2 separate regions of the Homo sapiens genome follow, and region 2 is linked to region 1. A link is an interaction called in ENCODE POLR2A ChIA-PET data of the cell type or tissue named here. Cell type or tissue: HepG2. All regions are shown on one strand. Each heading gives the region's core, and the rest is flanking DNA. Links, peaks and the distances in the headings are about the cores only.

Region 1 (7,376 bases), core at 908-5,907:
TTGGAGAAGAGAGTAAGAAGAGGCCGCTTACCTGATTTAAAATTGGTGAGATGTTCCTTGGGCTGGTCGGTCTGAGGACCTGAGATCATAGGTGGATCTTTCTCACGGAGCAAAGAACAGGAGTACAGGGGATTGATCTCCCAAGGGAGGTCCCCCAATCCGAGTCACAGCACCAAATTTCATGCGCGTCTGTGTGAAGAGACCAACAAACAGGCTTCGTGTGAGCAACATGGCTGTGTATTTCACCTGGGTGCAGGCGGGCTGAGTCCGAAAAGAGAGTCAGCGAAGGGAGATAAGGGTGGGGCCGTTTTATAGGATTCGGGTAGGTAAAGGAAAATTACAGTCAAAGGGGGTTTGTTCTCTGGCGGGCAGGAGTGGGGGTCGCAAGGTGCTCGGTGGGGGTGCTTTTTGAGCCAGGATGAGCCGGGAAAAGGACTTTCACAAGGTAATGTCATCAGTTAAGGCAAGGACCGACCATTTATACTTCTTTTGTGGTGGAATGTCATCAGTTAAGGTGGGGCAGGGCATATTCACTTCTTTTGTGATTCTTCAGTTACTTCAGGCCATCTGGGCGTATACGTGCAAGTCACAGGGGATGCGATGGCTTGGCTTGGGCTCAGAGGCCTGTCACTCGTGTAGGGTGCTTTTACATGTATTACTTCAAACTTTCCCAGCAAGCTTATATCCTTTTGCCCGTTTTACAGATGGTAGAAAAAGGCTCACATTAAAGAGCCTGTGGTCACACTGTTAGAAAGTTGCTGAGCCAGAATTCAAACCCATTCCAACTTCACTACTTAAGCTCCTGACCTGGCACCACACTGCAAGGTGAGACCAAACTCTAATACCCAAGGACATGAAACAACAAAGTGCTATGGCAGTTCAGGTAGGAAGAGCCCACATCTGGCCATGGGAATCAAGACTGGATCCATAAAAGACACCTGTTTTAACAGTATCCTGAAGGGGCAGGGGCAGAAGTCTGAAGAGGGCATGGGGCACAAAAGCACTGACATGCACTGGGGAAATAGTGAGTGGCCCTGGGGTATAGGGTCTGAGAAGAGGAGAGGACAGGTTGGCACCAGAATGTAGAGAGCTGTGCCTGTATCTAGGCACAACTCTATAGGCATTAGGGGACCACTGAAGATATTTTGAGTATGGTCGTCCTGTAAGAAAAGAGATATTTAGGAAGAGAAATCAAGATGACACATGTAAGGTAACCTGGAATAGGAAGAAACTAAAATGACAGAGGAGATTCAAGCCATTAAAATGGTCCACACGGCTGGGCTGGGCACGTTGGGACCAACCCCACAACCAGGCTGTTCTCTTGACCCTGGGTCTTTGTCCGCAAAGCACTTTGGGAGGCCAAGGCAGGCAGATCATTTGAGGTCAGGAGTTCAAGACCAGCCTGGCCAACGTGCTGAAACCCCGTCTCTACTAAAAATACAAAAAATTAGCCAGGTGTGATGGCGCATGCCTGTAGTCCCAGCTACTCAGGAGGCTGAGGCAGGAGAATTGCTGAAACTCGGGCAGTAGAGGTTGCAGTGAGCTGAGGTCGCGCCACTGCACTCCAGCCTGGGCGACAGAGCAAGACTCTGTATCAAAAAATAAAAAAATAAAATAAAATGGTTCAAGCAAGGGGCAAAGAGATACTGAACAAAGTAGCCTGAGAATGGCAAGGTGGTTTTAGGTATCTGAAGTTACTGGAGATGGAAATGGGGATCTGGAGCATGGAGTGAGGTGGGAGCTGCAGATACAGGCTTGGAAATTGCAAGTAAAAAGATGATGAAGAAAGCCCTAGGAATGGATTCAATGGGTAGCAGAAGAAAAGAGAGGTGGGGATCCAATCTAGACTCAAGGGGAAAAGGGGGAAGGCAAGAAACAAAGCAGGCAGAAAAGACACAACGGGACAGGTAAGGGGAGAAGCAGCTTGGGACACCGAGTGAGAAGAAAAATTCCCAAGTGGCTGACAGTGTTAAATATGTCTTCTCCTGATGGAGTCCTTGCTGGACCAAACTTGAGGCAGGTTCCCGAACGTTCTTCAAGGCCCATCTGTGCACTTCCTTGTAAAATCTAATTTTAGCAAGAGCCTTGCAAAGTCAGTTTAGCAAGAACCTCCCCACCACCCCACCCTTCAATATCTGATTAGGCTCCTCCTCCTCCACCAGGCCCCAGGTGACATCTCATCACCCTGGCCCATCTTCAGTGTGAATCCTGCTAAGTTGTTCAGCTGGAATCCCCTTATGTTTCCTCTTAGTAATTTTCCACCACTGACCCCCACCCTGCTCCTTGGCTATACATTGCTGCATCAGAATTGAGCCCAACCTCTCCCCGCTCCCTGCCCACTGCAAAATTCCATTGCCATGGTCCCTACCCCTGTCTCGATGGTCCTGAATAAAGTTTTCATAAGTGTCATTGAATAATTTTTTAACAAGCCTCCCTACCTGAGTCACACCCACCAGGTTAGGTATGACTCCCAGACTCTCACCTGGCCTTGTACTCTTTGAGTTTCAGTGGCCTGTTTTGTAAAAGGGGGATGATAGTGCCATGCCGCGTCATTGCTGTGTGAAACCGCACATCGTAGGTACTCAATAAATGGTAGCTCCTGATGTTATTGTTTATTTACATTATTCTTCCCCAAGTTTAGGAACTTCTTGAGATCAGGGACCAGGTCTTTGGATCCATTTGACAACTACCACGTTATAGTCATTCTAAATGTGTTCCAAATGCTGAGAAAATGGAATGAATGAAGATTTCCTGTTTCTATCTGGGCTGCTGCCGTGGCTGTTTTGCCATGTTGGTGTTTTATTACTGTTAGGTATTGGTCAAGATAGAGCTCTGGAGGCTCTGAATAGCAGGACTTTCTGGTTCTGTTTCCATTTCTCTCTACAGAATATCAACCTACCACTTTGATTTATGGACAGCGGACAAAGACCCAGGGTCAAGAGAGCTGCCTGGTTGTGGGGTTGGTCCCAGGGCCAGGTTCATGGTAGGGGAGTAGAGACTTGGAGTGGATAACTGGATTTTCTCAGACAAGGTGGAGGGAAGGACTTGCTGCTTTCTAGACTTCAAATCTCAGTCAGAGAGGGCTGAGTGGGAGAGGCTTGGAGAAGCAACAGAAGGCATGCCCATATGGGTACCTACCCACGGCCCTCTAAAGAAGGGGGGAGGTGAGAAGGCAGAGATTGAGCAGGACCGAGGCCTTCGGGTGTCTTGGCCCCACCCTGAATCTGCATCCAAGATGCCTTTTTTCTCAGCCTTGAAGCAAGGATAGAACAGTCCATTCCAGGGGTTTCAGAAGGATTCCTTCCCTCTCATCAGCATATCTTGGCATGTCCTTGCCGAAGCTGGTTCAGGCAATCTTTGCCCTGGAAGCCATCTGTTAAAATCCTGTCTAGTATGATGGGATTTTTTTTTCCTTCTGTTTGTTTGGGTGAGGGGTAAGAGGGGAGGAGGAGTTGTGAAGGGCACAGAAGTGTTTGAAAGCCCAGCCTCCCTCCTCTGTCTGGGCTGCTCCAGGCTTTGATAATTCCAGGGGCTGAGATAGCTACTAGACTATCAGGCCCGCCTGCCCTGAGCTGGCGGCTGGGGCTTTCATCTGTTTATGGCCAAGGACAGCAACATGGAGGCCAGTCCCCAGGCTGGCTAATGAGTAATCAGAAGCCTTGTCTGTACAAGGTCTTGGGACATGCCCTGGGGTGACCTTCAGGTCGCTGGGAGAGGCCTCATTCATCCTGAAGCCTGGGGCCAAGGCCAGGGGGCCGTTTCCTCTTTGTCACCTCTGCTACGGCCACCCACTGGAGTCACATTGTGTCCCCCGACCCCCACCTTCGCCTAAATGGCCTGTTGGCTTATTTAGGAAAGTTATTCCAAAGGCCTTCCTCTTCCATTCTGCCTTGGTTACAAAGAAGCGAGCTGTGGTGCATGCAATCCCTGCTTCCATTTCACCCACCAAGCTGCAGTCTCTCTAGCTGCCCCCTTCCTCTCCCAACCCTGAGAGTTCGTACAATCCCCCTCCAGGGATGATGAAGAAGCCTTTGAAAGGAGCACACCATAGTGAACGGTTACAACATCCTTATCTTCCTGCCTTGGATCAGATAACTTCATTCCTAACTCTGTAAAGGCCTTGAATGGTTGCCCCTGGTCCATAGGCAGGGGTCCGTGCTCTTAGAGAGACGTCCAGCAGATGAGCATAGGTCGTTGATTCCTCCTCTTCTTCCTTCAGCAGAGTTCACGTGCCTGCTTTGTGTGGGAATCTATTAGGGTGTGTCTGCTTCTTGCTTGCAGCTATGGGGCCCTGGTACAGTTACCTAAACTCTCTGAGTCTCCACGTTTTCCCCTCTGTACAAAAAGGCCCATAGCACTACCTCATAGGGCTTGAGAGGAACTCCAACAAGATGCAGATAGCAAGTGCTAGACAATGAAGGGGCATTAATTCTGTGTTTTGGGGCCACCTGTGTGTCCACCTCCCCATCACTAACTCTGCTCTCCCCACCAGAATACACTCAGTAGCATGAAGTATTTGGACAATGTTTTCCAAGTGAATGAATGAATAAATGAATAAATACATTGCTAATGGCAGCAAATATATGTGGACATCTGTTCTCTGAGAATAAATCAATTCAATGATTATGGAATTTCACAGCGTTGTAAGCAGTTGAACGAGGCACATGCAAACCATCCCCTGAAACAAATGGAATTAAACCTAAAAATGTATCAAGACTTTCCCTTTTTGTGTGTTACAGTTTTTAGGGAGATTAATATTTGAGAATAAGCTATGGCCATTGACAAAACTTAACTTTTAATTTTTTTGTAGAGATGGGGTCTTGCCTAGTTTGCCCAGGCTGGACTCAAGCTCCTGGGCTCAAGGGATTCTTCCATCTGGGCCTCTCAAAGTGCTGGGATTATAGGCATGAGCCACCACACCCAGACTTTTATTTTGTCGCATCTATAATAGATGTTCAATAAATTTCTATGGAATGGAGAAATGGATGAATGATTGGGAAAAATTAACTATCAGCAATGGGAATAATGTTTATTAGAACTTCTGGGGGTTCGGATACTTCTTAGGGATGTGGGTAGCAGCTTGCTGTGTGGTCTTTGCTATGCCTCTCACCTTGTCTGCCTCTGCCTCTGCCCCTTACCCCTCCATCTGAGTCATAGGGCAACATAATCCTCTATCTCTGTGTCTTCTTACAGGAGCACAAGAAGGCAAGTACAACTAGAGAAATAGGCCTTCTGGCAATCTCCTAAGACAGTCTCATATAAACATGATCACACATCTTCCCAGGGCCTTTAGAGTCAGCAGAGTAAGGGGGAGAAAGAGAGAGGAGGAGGGAAAAAAATTAACTGGATAAGTCACCCCAGGGCAGTGAGGCCCAAGAAAGCACCTTTATCTCCACTCCTGCTATGCTTCATTGACTTCATTCTTGTCCTGTCTCCAGGACTCCTTTACTGCAGTTAGGCTTTCTCCTAGGGGCTGGGCCTGGCAACACAGAGAAGAAGCAGGTGAAACATTAGTGGATTAACTTGTGAAGCTATCCCCACCCCACCCCCAACTCCCCAACCCTTGCCACTTTAAAGCAAAAACTGCATTCAGGAAAATCTGACAGTTTCGTTGGAATAAGTGGAGGGAGAAAGCGGCTGGCAGGGCCCTGGGCCAGTTCAGCCTACCAGTGTTGTTTCTCTGCTGGGAGTCAGAACTTCGAGATGGATCCTGCAAAGAGTTCCAGGAGTGCTCCGTGGCTGGCTCTGGAGCTTGGAGTAGCTGCATGGAGATGGCAGAAGCTCAAAGCCACTTCCTCCAGGAAGCCTTCTGTGATTCCTCCAGCCAGCTACTCCTCTCCCAAGTCCTATAGAGCTTTCTTGTGCCTCATGGAGCACTGAATACCTTGTCTTTCATATTCCCATGATTGTATAGGTCTTTTCTCTCTTATAGTCTGGGAGCTGCTAAAGGGAACTATCTTGATCTGACTAATCTTGGTCCCTTGAGTGCCCAGCAGTGCCAGTCCTGCAGGAGGCACTTATAAAATAATTGTTGACTCAATGAACTGGACTCTCACCTCTCCAAGTTGCATCCTCCCCTTTGTTTCTTCTTCTTCTTCTTCTGCTTCTTCTTCTTCTGCTTCTTCTTCTGCTTCTTCTGCTTCTTCTTCTTCTTCTTTTTCTGCTGCTGCTGCTTCTTCTTCTTCGACAGGGTCTTTCTTTGTCACCCAGGCTGGAGTGCAGTGGCTCAATCTTGGCTCACCGCAGCCTCAACCTCCCAGGCTCAAGTGATCCTCCCACTTCAGCTACCTGCCAAGTAGCTGGGACTACAGCCATGTGCCACCGCACCCAGCTAATTTCTGTATTTTTTATAGAGATGGGTTTTCACCATGTGCCCAGGCTGGTCTCGAACTCCTGGACTCAAGGGATCTGCCCACCTTGGCCTCCCAAAGTGCTGGGATTACCAGCATGAGCCATTGTGCCTGGCCCTCCTCTTTGTACCTTCTAAGGTTAAGGAGGAAGGATACCAGGAAGATGGAGCTGAGGTTACAGCTCTTCAAATGTGTGTTTTGGTGGAGATGGTACCTGCTAAGCAGGCCGCTTGTGTGTGAAATCTCAGGTTTGGTGAGAGCTCTGTGCCCTTAGGGGAGGGAAGTCCGGGAAGTCAAACAACCAGAGGAGCATTGATCTGAGTGGAATTCAGGTGGGTGGCCATGCTTGGGTCCCAATTTCTGGTTTCTTGGCCTGTGTTCTTTGCAAAGTCATTCTGCCTTGCTTTATGAAATACTAGCTTGAATGAAACTGCTTTTCACAGCTCAATTAGTGACTTCAGAGTGAGGCCCTTATTTAACTTTAAAGAAGCAGTCTAGTAAGGTGGATAGCATCACAGGTTCTAGAACCTGAATTCAGCAAAGTCATCACTAAATAGGCATGGAAATTTAACCAAGTTAGTTAACCTCTCTGTGCTTATACAAAGAAGGATAATAACAGAACCTACCTCACAGAATAGTGAGGATTGAAGGACTTAACACATGTAAGGCCCTTAGAATTGTGCCTGGCATTGCTCACTGTTTGATGAAGAAAGCATCAGAATCCTTCAGTTCAGAACCATAGGCTTTCTATCCAAAGTACTGGGGTATTGGCTCCCCACGACCCATGTTGATATCCTATTAATCAAGTCACTTTTTCTGGCTCTTCATTGAATGCAAATTGCACAAGAAATCTACCTTCTACCACTATTATTAACCTCCAGCCTGTATCTCCTGTGACTCCTGGCCCTGACTGGGTCAAAACAGATAGGCTCAGCTGGGGGAAAAGACTGGCTCTATTCAGTCCAAGCACGCCTTGACCTGGGTCAAGCTAGACAAACACCTGACTTCCGGTGAGGAAAGGTTATA
Region 2 (6,188 bases), core at 1-5,000, 56 kb after region 1:
GACTGTGCTAGGAACCGGGAATCCTGTCATGAACAAACACACTCCAAACTGGAGGGGAAATCTGAAACCATCTAGTCCTTTGCACTCCATTTAAGGATGAAGAAAGTAAGGCCGAGAGGGGGAAGCAGAGTGACCTGCTCAAGGTCACAGAGAAGGTGACGTGGTGTACAACGACCTTGACGGCATGCTGACCATGAAGACAAACTGCAGAGATTGATGTGGTACATTTAGCTGAATTTTGTGACTGAGGGCTGTTAAAGAACGAGAAGAGAGGAGAGAAAGCCTTATTTGGAGGCCTAGAAGTCACAGACTGAGACGTCAATGCCAAATCTTTCATTTCCCACTGTGGCTTTTTGTTCTCTCTCTAGGAATAGCAAGAATTTTGTACATAGCTGGGAATGAAAGCGAGGAAAATGGTACCGGGATAAAGTTTGAGAAAACTATTTCCTTGTAAAGTCCGTGCTCCAACACTGGCCGTGTGCCAAACAGAGAAGTGCCCCTGCATGCTTTTCTGACCGTCTCAACTTGATGAATCTGAGGATGTATCCAAGGATGGCGGATCATGAGACTCACAGTCCAAAGGCGTGTCAGATCCCAGACTGCTTCGTGATCACAAGAAACACATTGCCAACTGAGTTTTGATGACACTTATTTTTCCTCCTGTGAAACCTGAGCATTCCAGTTAAAGACTGGAAGCATGCTAATTTTGTGTGAACTGAATTATGGGTTATTATAAAGCTCACCATTTCAAGTGAGTCTGAGTCTATTGTTAACCAGAATATCATTCGCTCATTTGTCTTTTCAGTAAGTTTTGATTTTAAATTTTATATCAGATTTTTTTAGTGTCTGACTTATTAAATATGACCATCGTTGAACATAAACTCTAAGATAAATCCAAAGAGGCAGGGAATAAAATTTGAATTCACTCTTTATGGGCTATATACATAGATACTGTCTTCATCATTTACTTACTCAGTCACCAGTGAAGAAACAAAAATAAATAAGAAAGGGTTCTTGTCTTTGAGGAATTTGCAGTCTAGTGGAGGAAACAGTTGCATGAAGAGAATATTTGAGTATAATGCAATGCATGCTCTTACAAAAATATACTGAAAGTGCAATGGTGAAGGCTATACTTTTAAGAAAAGATGAAGCACTTCCACTTTCCTATACCATAAGCCCCTACAAAAAGAGAATGTATTTCATGCCAGCTCATATAATGGAAACATAAGGCCCAGAGCAATTGTGCTCACTAAAGCAAGAATTAGGAGATCCACCGTCCTGAGCACTTTTCCACACAACCTCCAACAGCCCAGCCCGCTTCCCCTGAAAAGCCTGAGCTCAGACAGGCCAGTGCTCCTCCAGGACTTGGGCATCCCCTGAAGGTGATGGGCCTCAGCCCAGTGAACTGCTGGGACTGGCGGCTTCGGAGATCTCCTGGCTGGGAAAGAAGAGGGAGAGGATTGAGCCCCTGCTAAGTCACTCAATGACTTTTTCTTATCAGTATTTGTCCAGGTTCCTGGATGGAGGTCACCTGCCCTGAACACTAAACTCAGAGAGGTGAGGATGGTCTCTTGAAGGGCAAGAGTACTCAAAAAACTAGCAGAACTGGGAAACCAGAAAATTGGGGTGCAGAAGGAAATAGGGTGGAGAGAAGAGGGAGTCAGGCTAATGCGGGGAGTTTATAGTTTCTAGATCTAGTCAGATCCCACCTGGTGGAGGTGCAGACTTCACCAGCCTTACGTCCACCACGAGGGAGGAGCATGTGTCGGCCCTGAGCATTCATGTCCCAGCCAGACCACAGCTGAGTCTCAGGCTGAATCCATCTGTGGAGATTGGCCCCAGGGTGACCTTGGCCTCTTTCAAAACCTGTTCAGTCAGGCCAAGGATGGGAGGAATGGCAGAAGGCCAGATGGCAGGGGTTGAAGCTGGGGTGGGTGCCACGGCTGATGGGTTCAGGGCCCCTGGCTGGACTTCTGTCCTCATCCTTGTCAAACATTCCTGCTTGTGGCTGGCAGGAAGAAGTGGCGGCTGTGGAGAATTAGTAATGAGATACGGAGTCATTCACCTCCAGGTCACTAGTTCAAAACCAGGTCACCAGTGAGGCAAAGTTCCAACCAAGGGGGCAGGGTGGGGGTTTCATCTGAGTGGCTTGAAGGCAGATATTTGCCCTCCCGGAAGACAGCTCAGGCAGGTCAGCGGGGGCCACAGGGCAAGGAGCTCTGTCCCGCTGACATGAGATGCAGGTCTGGAGAGGCCTCCATGGCCTTCTGGCTCCATTCTCTCCAAGACCTCCCTCCTCTGCCCCCAGGCCAGGTCACACATTCAAGTCAAAAGAACCCAGGTAGGTAGCAGTTACTCAGATAATCTGGTGATAGCCCTGTTTACTTAGAAATTTCTGCTCTCTGAGGGCAGAGGCGGTATCTCTCTAGCACATATTTTATTATTATTTTTGGCCTTATCATTATCTAAATTTATTTATTTACTTGTTTGTTTACTTGTCTACCACCTGAACCCTACCACTATTATTACTTAAGCTCTTTAAAAATGGAGACCCCATGTACGCCTGCCACTTTTTAGGTGCTTAAGAATTACTAATTAAATGAATGAGTCCATAAAAAAAGAATGAATTCCTGGTGCCTGCCTCCCACTGTCTGGCAGACAGGATGTGCTCAAAGATATTTGCTGAATAAATAGATGAACAAATAAATGGATGGATCACGGAATGAAAGTTTTGAGAAATAATCAGTTTCCAGCACGCCAATGATAACATTTTTACAGATAGAGAATTAGGAAGTTTTTCTTTTCTTTTTTTTTTTTTTTTTTGAGACGGAGTTTCGCTCTTGTCACCCAGGCTGGAGTGCAATGGTGCGATCTCCGCTCACTACAACCTCCACCTCCCGGGTTCAAGCGATTCTCTTGCCTCAGCCTTCTGAATAGCTGGGATTACAGGCGCATGCCACCATGGCCGGCTAATTTTTGTATTTTTAGTAGAGACAGGGTTTCCCCATGTTGGCCAGGCCGGTCTTGAACTCCTGACCTCGTAATTCACCCGCCTCAGCCTCTCAAAGTGCTGGGATTACAGGCGCGAGCCACCGCACGTGGCCAGGAAGTTTTTCTTAACACCAACCTAAAGTCTCCAAACCCAAAGCAGAGTGCTTGGCTCACATTAGGTGCTTGGAAAATGTTTCTTGAGTGGATGAATGCTAAGTGGATGAGTAAATGGATGGATGGATGGACGGACGGATGGATGGATGGAGCAAACAAATAAGACTAGCATGCATGATGAAGCAAAACCCAAAACAAGTTATGAAAATTAATTTTTTTCCTCTTTATCCAAAATGATAGCCTTTTGGTTCCCTCTCTTCATAACTATAGATCTGGAATTTTCTCATGCATTCAGTTTCTACCTAGTTAAGTTTATTCAATCATTCATTCATTTGTTTAGCCAACACTTGCTGATATGGTTTGGCTGTGTCCCAATCCAAATCTCAACTTGAATTGATCTCCCAGAATTCCCATGTGTTGTGGGAGGGACCCAGGGGGAGGTAATGGAATCACGGGGGCCGGTCTTTCCTGTGCTATTCTCGTTATAGTTAATAAGTCTCACGAGATCTGAAAGCAAGGGTTTCTGCTTTTGCTTCTTCCTCATTTTTCTCTTTCCGCTGCCATGTAAGAAGTGCCTTTTGCCTCCCACTATCATTCTGAGGCCTTCCCACCCATGTGGAACTGTAAGTCCAACTAAACCTCTTTTTCTTCCCGGTCTCAGGTATGTCTTTATCAGTAGCGTGAAAACGGACTAATACACTCAGTGAGTGTGTTCAATGTGCCAGGTACATACAAGGGTGAGTGAGAGAGAGCCCAGCCCTGTGTCCAGAGGTGGAGTCAAGTTCACACTTGTGTCCATGCCAGTCACTATGCCACGGGTTACAACAACGAGTAAGGCAGCCTGGTGGTGTTTTGGTGGTGCTGTCTGCCTTAGATTACAAAAATCTACTCAGTTAGATATAGCAGCAGAACTTAGTCATGAATCAGGACTGACATGTAATCAAAATTGTAGATGGGCTGGGCATGGTGGCTCATGCCTGTAATCCCAGCACTTTGGGAGGCCAAGGCAGGTGGATCACTTGAGGTCAGGAGTGGAGACCAGCCTGGCCGACATGGTGAAACCCCATCTCTACTAAAAATATAGAAATTAGCTTGGCTTCATGGCCTATCCCTGTAATCCCAGCTACTCGTGAGGTTGAGGCACGAGAATCACTTGAACACAGGAGGCGGGGGCTGCAATGAGCCAAGATCGCACCTCTGCACTCCAGCCTGGGTGGGCAACAGAGCAAGACTCTGTCTCAAAATCAATCAATAAATAAGTTGTAGATGGACTGTTTTAAATCTCTTTTCCACGTATTGTGGCTCACCTAGCACCTCTGACAATTAGTGGCTACGTGGAGATTTTTAACAATAAGACTGCTTACGACACCCACAGAGGTCATAATTTCAAACTATACTTCTCTTGGCAAGAATCAAGTAGTCTCGCAATCCAAGAAGTTTGCTATAGCATTAATGAGTAACCACTATGTGCCAGGGATTGTGCTAAGGGTTGGGGATGGTACATAAAACCCTGTGTTGGCCTCTAGAAGATCTGAATCTAGTCGAAACATAAAAACAGAGACCGTGCAATGTAATAACGATCACAAACAAGGAATATTCAAATGCAATGGCAGCATAGGAGAGAACTTGATTGATTGTATTTTGGGAAGTTGGAGTGGGTTTTACAGACGAGTTAATATTTGAGGTTTGCTTTGGCCAGAGAATAAAAGTTTGTGAAAGGGAAAACAAAGACCCTTTGGGAGAAGGGCATGGCATAGCCTAAGTTTGACAGTTGTAGATGTATGAAAATTTGTAGAACCATGAGTTGTCTGTGTGACTAGAACGTAGCATGTGCAGAAGAGAGAGATGGAAATGGAACTGGAAACACAGGTATGAACCAGACTGTTTTCTTTTTTCTTTTTGGAGATGGAGTTTCGCTCTTGTTGCCCAGGATGGAGGGTAATGGCGCGATCTCGGCTTACCGCAACCTCTGCCTCCCGGGTTCAAGTGATTCTCCTGCCTCAGCCTCCTGAGTAGCTGGAATTACAGGCATGCACCACCACGCCTCGCTAATTTTTGTATTTTTGGTAGAGATGGGGTTTCTTCATGTTGGTCAGGCTGGTCTCGAACTCCCGACCACAGGTGATCCGCCCACCTTGGCCTCCCAAAGTGCTGGGATTACGGGCGTGAGCCACCACACCTGACTGTTTTCTAAAGGCAATGCTGAAGAGCTTAGTTGTAATGCCCAGGTAATAGGGGGTCATCAAATTAGGATTTTTGACCACTTACGTCAGGGGGTTAGGTCTCCATTTCCTACAATATGGCAGCTTAGATGACCTAACAACTCTCCTACAAATGCTGAACAAATGATAATGTACATTTTTCTAAATGCAAAGCTGAACTCACAAGAAAATAAGGAAGACCTCCTGGAGGGAAAACAAGCAAGAACTGAAAACAAGTGCCGTCAGTGAATGGAATGAGGTGAGGCAACTCAGGGTGTTGGGACAAGTACTGGGGGGATTAGGTTTTTAGGCATTTCTAATTGTACATTTAAAACGTGTAGAATGGGGCCGGGTGCAGTGGCTTACACCTGTAATCTCAGCACTTTGGGAGGCCAAGGCGGGCGGATCACGAGGTCAGGAGATCGAGACCATCCTGGCTAACACGGTGAAACCCCGTCTCTACTAAAAATACAAAAAAATTAGCCGGTCGTGGTTGCAGGTGCCTGTAGTCCCAGCTACTCAGGAGGCTGAGGCAGGAGAATGGCGTGAATCCGGGAGGTGGAGCTTGCAGTGAGCCGAGATCGCGCCACTGCACTCCAGCCTGGGTGACAGTGCGAGACTCTGTCTCAAAAAAAAAAAAAAAAAAAAATGTGTAGAATGGGTTTTTCAGATCCGCAGGAATATTGACTATGGGGCCTGTGCCTGTGCTGGGTGGAGAGTTGAAATTAGGCCTTCACGTAAAACCAGGAAAGATTTGTAAGGAAGGAAACACTCTACTCACCTACAGAGAAGAAGCTTTTGACTGTTGAGACTGAGCTATGAGTAGAAGGGAAAAAAATGTTCCTGAAATTTCATAACCATGTGACCAGCTTCCTGAGAGTC

What was found. ChIA-PET counts read pairs that join two places held together with the same protein. Peaks named below come from ENCODE experiments on the same cell type or tissue, not always from the same donor. Only the 100,000 strongest peaks of a DNase experiment are listed, where the experiment ranks them.
Region 2: POLR2A ChIA-PET joins it to region 1 with 6 read pairs; 3 of 35 experiments call an interaction of 5 or more read pairs at or near these places.

Annotation. Positions count from the first base shown.
Region 1 is chr12:4,011,795-4,019,170 of GRCh38, reverse strand. LINC03141 (long intergenic non-protein coding RNA 3141) reads right to left here and starts at 7,262. Exons shown (of 4, transcript XR_007063171.1): 1 at 6,057-7,262; 2 at 5,385-5,479; 3 at 1-189. RefSeq lists enhancers at 1-276, 277-874. In HepG2, for the core only: a CTCF peak has its summit at 3,789; a DNase peak (open chromatin) is centred at 3,630.
Region 2 is chr12:3,956,109-3,962,296 of GRCh38, reverse strand. It overlaps LOC105369608 (a long non-coding RNA gene), which reads left to right and starts at 3,654. Exons shown (of 3, transcript XR_931557.4): 1 at 3,654-3,728; 2 at 5,481-5,565. In HepG2, for the core only: no CTCF peak of the experiment used is centred there; a DNase peak (open chromatin) is centred at 1,906.